Regions from separate parts of the Homo sapiens genome. Here region 2 is linked to region 1. A link is a loop called in an ENCODE intact Hi-C map of the cell type or tissue named here. Cell type or tissue: HepG2. All regions are shown on one strand. Links, peaks and the distances in the headings refer to the core of each region. The heading gives the core; the rest is flanking DNA. Region 1 has its middle 24 kb from the start of COQ2. Region 2 overlaps COPS4 (COP9 signalosome subunit 4).

Region 1 (2,926 bases), core at 144-2,643:
GACTGTCTGAATAATACATATTAATTGGAACAACTATAAAAATGTTAAATGTTACCTTCTCCATGGAAGAGATAGTTCAGTATAAAGCATGAAATCCAAAATCCCATCACAATTAATAACACGATAATCTTGTAAAATGAGAGCACAAGTCTGTCAGATATCAGATCTTGGGGATATAATCAATGAATGAGGCAGCGTACATCAACAACAACAATAACCAAATGGGCAAAGACATGAAGGCAACTCACACAGAAGAAATAAAAATGCTCTATAAACACTTTGAAAAAGATCAACTACTTTAGTAATCACAGAGTTGTGAGTGAAACCACATATTGTTCTTGCCTATGTGTCAAAGTTTTAAAAATAGTATCCTTTCATATTGGCCAAGGTCTGAGAAAGAGGCTCTCATGCACTGCTATTAGCAATGTGTAGCTTTCTGTAGGGTAATTTGAGAAAATGAATCCAAATCCTTTAAAATGTGCCTACCACCATACTCCACCCTCCATACCTACCCTCCAATCCCTGGAAATGTACATGCACATACAAAGACATTCTGCTTCTAGGATTTTTCCTACAGAAATATTCACAGATATGCCCAATGATACAAATCTATTCATGGCCGTACTGCTTGTGAGAAGGAAAAAATGTAAATATTAAAATCCATGATAGGATTAATTAAATTGCAGTACATACATATGATAAAAACCCATGCAGCCAAAAAACATCAATATATTGAAAGAAGCATTAATGACATGGGAAAATATTAAGTGAAAAAAGTAGATTTTACAAAAGAAGTATAGTATAACCTCTGCCTCCCAGGTTCAAGCAATTCTCATGCCTCCCTCACCCTCCTGAGTAGCTGGGATTGATTATAGGTGTGTGCTACCAAGCCTGGCTAATTTTTTTTGTATTTTTAGTAGAGATGGGGTTTCACCATGTTGGCCAGGCTGGTCTCGAACTCCTGACCTCAAGTGATCCACCTGCCTTGGCCTCCCAAAGTGCTGGGATTACAGGCATGAGCCACCATTCCTGGCCTGATTAATTTCTAAAGTTAAAAATTAGTTACTGTATGCCAGCACCTATATTAAATGTGTTGCATAGTCTCTAAATTATACATTAACCCTAAGAAATAGGTGTTACCATTGATACAGGGCAAATGAGCCCCAAAGTGGAGCTTAGTCCACGAGGGTTCTTGGCTTTGCCCAGGAAAGAAGGGCAAAGGGCAAGCCAGAGATAGAATAAAACAGCTTTATCGAAAAGGCAGTGTTACGCTCCAGTGTTGTTAAGAGTTGTGACTGCTCCTACAGAGCAAGGCCACCTGGTGGGCAGACAGCAGCATTACTTATATTCTTATATAGTTTTGATGATATGTACATGAAAATGTTTTTGTAACGTTACCTCACATAGTCAACTTTTTATGTTGTTGAACAGCATTAATAATTTCTTTTTCTTTTTTTTTTTTTGAGACAGCGTCTTGGTCTGTCACCCAGGCTGGAGTTCAGTGGCGCGATCTCAGCTCACTGCAAGCTCCACCTCCCAGGTTCACGCCATTCTCCTGCCTCAGACTCCCAAGTAGCTGGGACTACAGGCGCCCGCCACCATGCCTGGCTATTTTTTTGTATTTTTAGTAGAGACGGGGTTTCGCAGTGTTAGCCAGGATGGTCTCGATCTCCTGACCTCGTGATCCGCCCGCCTCGGCCTCCCAAAGTGCTAGGATTACAGGTGTGAGCCACCGTGACTGGCCAGCATTAATAATTTCTAATGGTTGCACCTAACACCAGGTCTGACAAGTAACTCTAATGTTAGTTCACCCGATGTACAAAAATTACAAATGTTTACTGAGTGCTTACAGTGTGGTATACTGGGGACATTTCAATGAATAAGACAAACAAGGTCCCACTGATCATGAAATCTCCATTCTCGCAAGGGAAGACAGAGAATTTTTAAATCCATGAGAAAGGTATTAGGATTATACCTATTTGAGTATTTGAGCCACCGAGAGGTCAGGGAACTTTCCCAAGAGCAACCAACTGGTAGGCAGGTGTTACAGCAGATTCCAACCCTGGCAAGCTGTCGTCATGATAGCGTTCTTAGTTCCTGCTCCACTGGCACCCAGAGGGTGGAGGGTGTACTTTCAGTTGGAGGAAACATTAGGGTGAGGCCAGATTATAAAAATCAGGTAGAGGCATTAAACAATTTAGCAAAGAAATCCGGGAAGAGGGAGAGGCAGCCCTTGTGATATGGTATATTGGGGATATTTCAATGAATAAGACAAACAAGGTCCCACTTACCATGAAATCTCCATTCGCAGGGGAAGACAGAAAATTTTGAAATGCATGAGAAAGGTATTATGATTATCCCCGAGTGAGCCACAGAGAGGTCAGGGAACTTGCCCAAGATCACCCAACTGATAGGTGTTAAAGCAGATTCCAACCCTGGCAAGCTGTGGCTGTGACTGGCATTCACAGCTCCTGCTCCACTGGCACCCACCAAGTGCTCTGGGAATTCAGAGGACAGGTCAGTTAGAGCTGGAATAGTTGTATTCATTTACTTTTTAGACCCTGTAGCTCCCATCCTATCTCCACCCCCATCATGAAATTGTGGTAGATAATTGTCCACAGTTTAAAAAGTTCTTTCACATGATTTCTATTGAAAAACTCACAGTGACTTTGAAGCAGAAGAGTAGGGCAAGGGCCCTCCTCACTGAATAAATTCCCACGGCAATGCTGGTCATTTCAACTATCACAAACTCCTGGCAATGCTCATTTCAACTCTCCTAGGGACTGACACTCCTGATCTAGATGGATGACTGCTGTGTGTCTTTCCAACTCGAGTTGTCTTAAGTCTGTGATTCTAGAGACTAATAATCTACTTCATCGTTTTTTCTTTTCCAAAAATCTGTTCCTTACCCATTTATATTATTTTT
Region 2 (2,926 bases), core at 243-2,742, 210 kb before region 1:
TTAAGATGGCAGGGCGTGGTAGCTCACGCCTGTAATCCCAGCACATTGGGAGGCTGAGGTGGGCAGATCACCTGAGGTCGGGAGCTTGAGATCAGCCTGGCCAACATGGTGAAACCTTGTTTCTACTAAAAATACAAAAATTAGCCGGTGTGGTCTCATGTGCCTGTAATCCCAGCTACTGGGGAGGCTGAAGCACAAGAATCATTTGAACCCGGGATGTGGAGGTTGCAGTGAGCCGAGATTGCACCACTGCACTCCAGCCTGGGTGACAGAGTAAGACTCTGTCTCAAAAAAAAAAAAAGATGGTTTATAACTCTTACTCAACCAATCTTACCTCTTGATGTATATGTTTTTTAAAATTTATAGTTCTTTATGAAACATTTCTCCTAAGTATATTGCACGAGAAGGATGAAAGGTATGAGACTATTGCTTATTGTATTGAAAACACTTCCTCTTCCAGTTGGCAAGTATAAAACGGTACCAACTGTGAAGGACTTAAAAATATCTTTGGCCAGGCGCGGTGGCTCACACCTGTAATCCCAGCACTTTGGGAGGCTGAGGCAGGCGGATCACAAGGTCAGGAGATCAAGACCATCCTGGCTAACATGGTGAAACCACGTCTCTACTAAAAATATAAAAAATTAGCCAGGTGTGGTGGCAGGCGCCTGTAGTCCCAGCTACTTGGGAGGCTGAGGCAGGAGAATGGTGTGAACCTGGGAGGCGGAGCTTGCAGTGAGCCAAGATCACACCACTGCACTCCAGCCAGGGTGACAGAGCGAGACTCCATCTCAAAAACAAAACAAAACAAAACAAAACAAAAAATAACTTCATCTGCTTTTCTACTCGTTTGCCAGGTGAACGGGGGATTCTTTTTTTGTTCTTCATTAATATTTGCAATAGTGAGGCAGACACTGCTTCAGACATCTTGCCTTTTTTGTGCATTATTTATGAAATTACTTGGCAATGATGCTCCTTGAAAAAGCGGCCAGTTTGTAAAAAAGCCTTCATATGTAGATGTTGAATTTTGCATTTCAAGGTCCCTTGATAATTTGGTAGTTTGAAAAAGCTGGGCTTTCTTGATTGCTTTGGTCTTATTCTTTACCTAGCATTTTTTCCCTAGCACAGGGCAATTGATTTATTTTCAGTGGTAGCTGAAACAAATATAAAATTAGATACTGTTTTTTGCAGTGGTCATAATTATCATTTTATAGTACTATAGTGTTATCCTCATCTGTGAGGAAACCAAAGAGATAAAAATGTCATTGGTTTTCTAAACGAGTTAAAGTGACTAAATGTAGACTTTGGATAAATGGGAACTTTTTCTTTCAAAAAATGATTCATTCTGATTATGAAAGTAATCGATATAATAGTTACACTTGGCAAAAAATTGGAAAATTCAACAGTATAGTGCTATGCATAGCAAGCAATGTAAATTTGAATTGTGAATGGAAAAAAGTACAGAATATTAATATATGCAAGGAATAAATTTGCATAAATTTCTCCTCCCATTCTCCTTTGCCCCCAAATCAATAAAGTATAGAATTATTTTCAAAGCTGGGGCCAAGTGAATTATAAACTCTGTGTTCTTGCCACATGGTGGCACCACTTTTGCAGGTAAATAGGATTAATTTTTCTGTTAGGATTAATCTTGTTTCATGTGAGTTTTGAGTTATGTGAGGTCTTTAGTTATGCACTCCTGGCATAAAATGTGACCACTGAGATGAAGAAGAAAATGAAAGCCACCTATAATCTGACTACCCACAGATAATTGCTATTAGTATTTTGATATATGTGTATAGAAATATATTTTAATAGTGTTTTACATACTGTTTTATCCAGTTTTTTCATTTAGGAAAAATACGTGGTGACTAGATTATAACTATACAGTATTCTACCTTTTTTTTTTTTTTGAGATGGAGTCTCACTCTGTTGCCCAGGCTGGAGTGCAGTGGCATGATCTCGGCTTACTGCAACCTCCACCTCCCGGGTTCAAGCTATTCTCCTGCCTCAGCCTCCCTAGTAGCTGGGACTGCAGGCATGTGCCTCTATGCCTGGCTAATTTTTTTATTTTAGTAGAGACAGGGTTTCACCATATTGGTCAGGCTGGCCTTGAACTCCTGACCTCGTGATCTGCCCGCCTCGGGCTCCCAAAGTGCTGGGATTACAGGTGTGAGCCACCGCGCCCAGTCTTGTATTCTACCATTTTTATGCACCACAACTTGATCACCAATAATATCATAATGGGTGATTTCCAATTTTTTTCCTAGCATAGATATTTATAAATAAATAATTTTACAAATGAATATCCTTTTAGATGAATATGTGTGCACATACCTGGCTCTCTTTTTAGGATTTCTTTTCTTTTCTTTTTTTTCTTTTTCTTTTTTTTTTTTTTGAGACGAAGTCTCACTCTGTCACCCAGGCCGGAGTGCAATGTCACGATCTTGGCTCACTGCAACCTGTGCCTCCTGGGTTCAAGCAATTCTCCTGTCTCAGCCTCCCGAGTAGCTGGGATTACAAGTGTGGTGCCAACCATGCCCGGCTAATTTTTTGTATTTTTAGTAGAGACAGGGTTTTACCATGTTGGTCAGGGTGGTCTTGAACTCCTGACCTCAGGTGATCCACCTGCCTAGGCATCCCAAATTGCTGGAAATACAGGCATGAGCCACCACGCCCGGCCTTAGGATTTATTTTCTAAAGGTAAATGTATAGTGGGTTAAGGGTATATGCATTTTAAAGGATTCAAAGGATGGTTGGAGAGCATATTTCCCAGTTATTTTCTAGGAAGGTTGTCCCACTAGTCATATATGATATACCCCTAAACTGGGCAGTTGTTCTTTTAAGATCTTTAGCTTGTGAGATTATCTGAGGATTAAAAGCAGCTAAGATATAATGTGATTAATGATAATAAAAATTCAATAAAACT

Evidence for each region. Peaks named below come from ENCODE experiments on the same cell type or tissue, not always from the same donor. Only the 100,000 strongest peaks of a DNase experiment are listed, where the experiment ranks them.
Region 2: a loop joins it to region 1, with 6 times the contacts of the local background. A loop is called at or near these places in 23 of 110 quality-filtered maps.

The regions. Positions count from the first base shown.
Region 1 is chr4:83,259,427-83,262,352 of GRCh38, forward strand. No RefSeq gene overlaps it. Among named protein-coding and RNA genes, the nearest start is that of COQ2, 24 kb to the right of the region's middle. In HepG2, for the core only: a CTCF peak has its summit at 1,313 (motif pointing left); a DNase peak (open chromatin) is centred at 1,305.
Region 2 is chr4:83,053,552-83,056,477 of GRCh38, forward strand. All of the region lies in intron 4 of COPS4 (COP9 signalosome subunit 4), which reads left to right. Among named protein-coding and RNA genes, the nearest start is that of COPS4, 20 kb to the left of the region's middle. In HepG2, for the core only: a CTCF peak has its summit at 1,607 (motif pointing right); no DNase peak of the experiment used is centred there.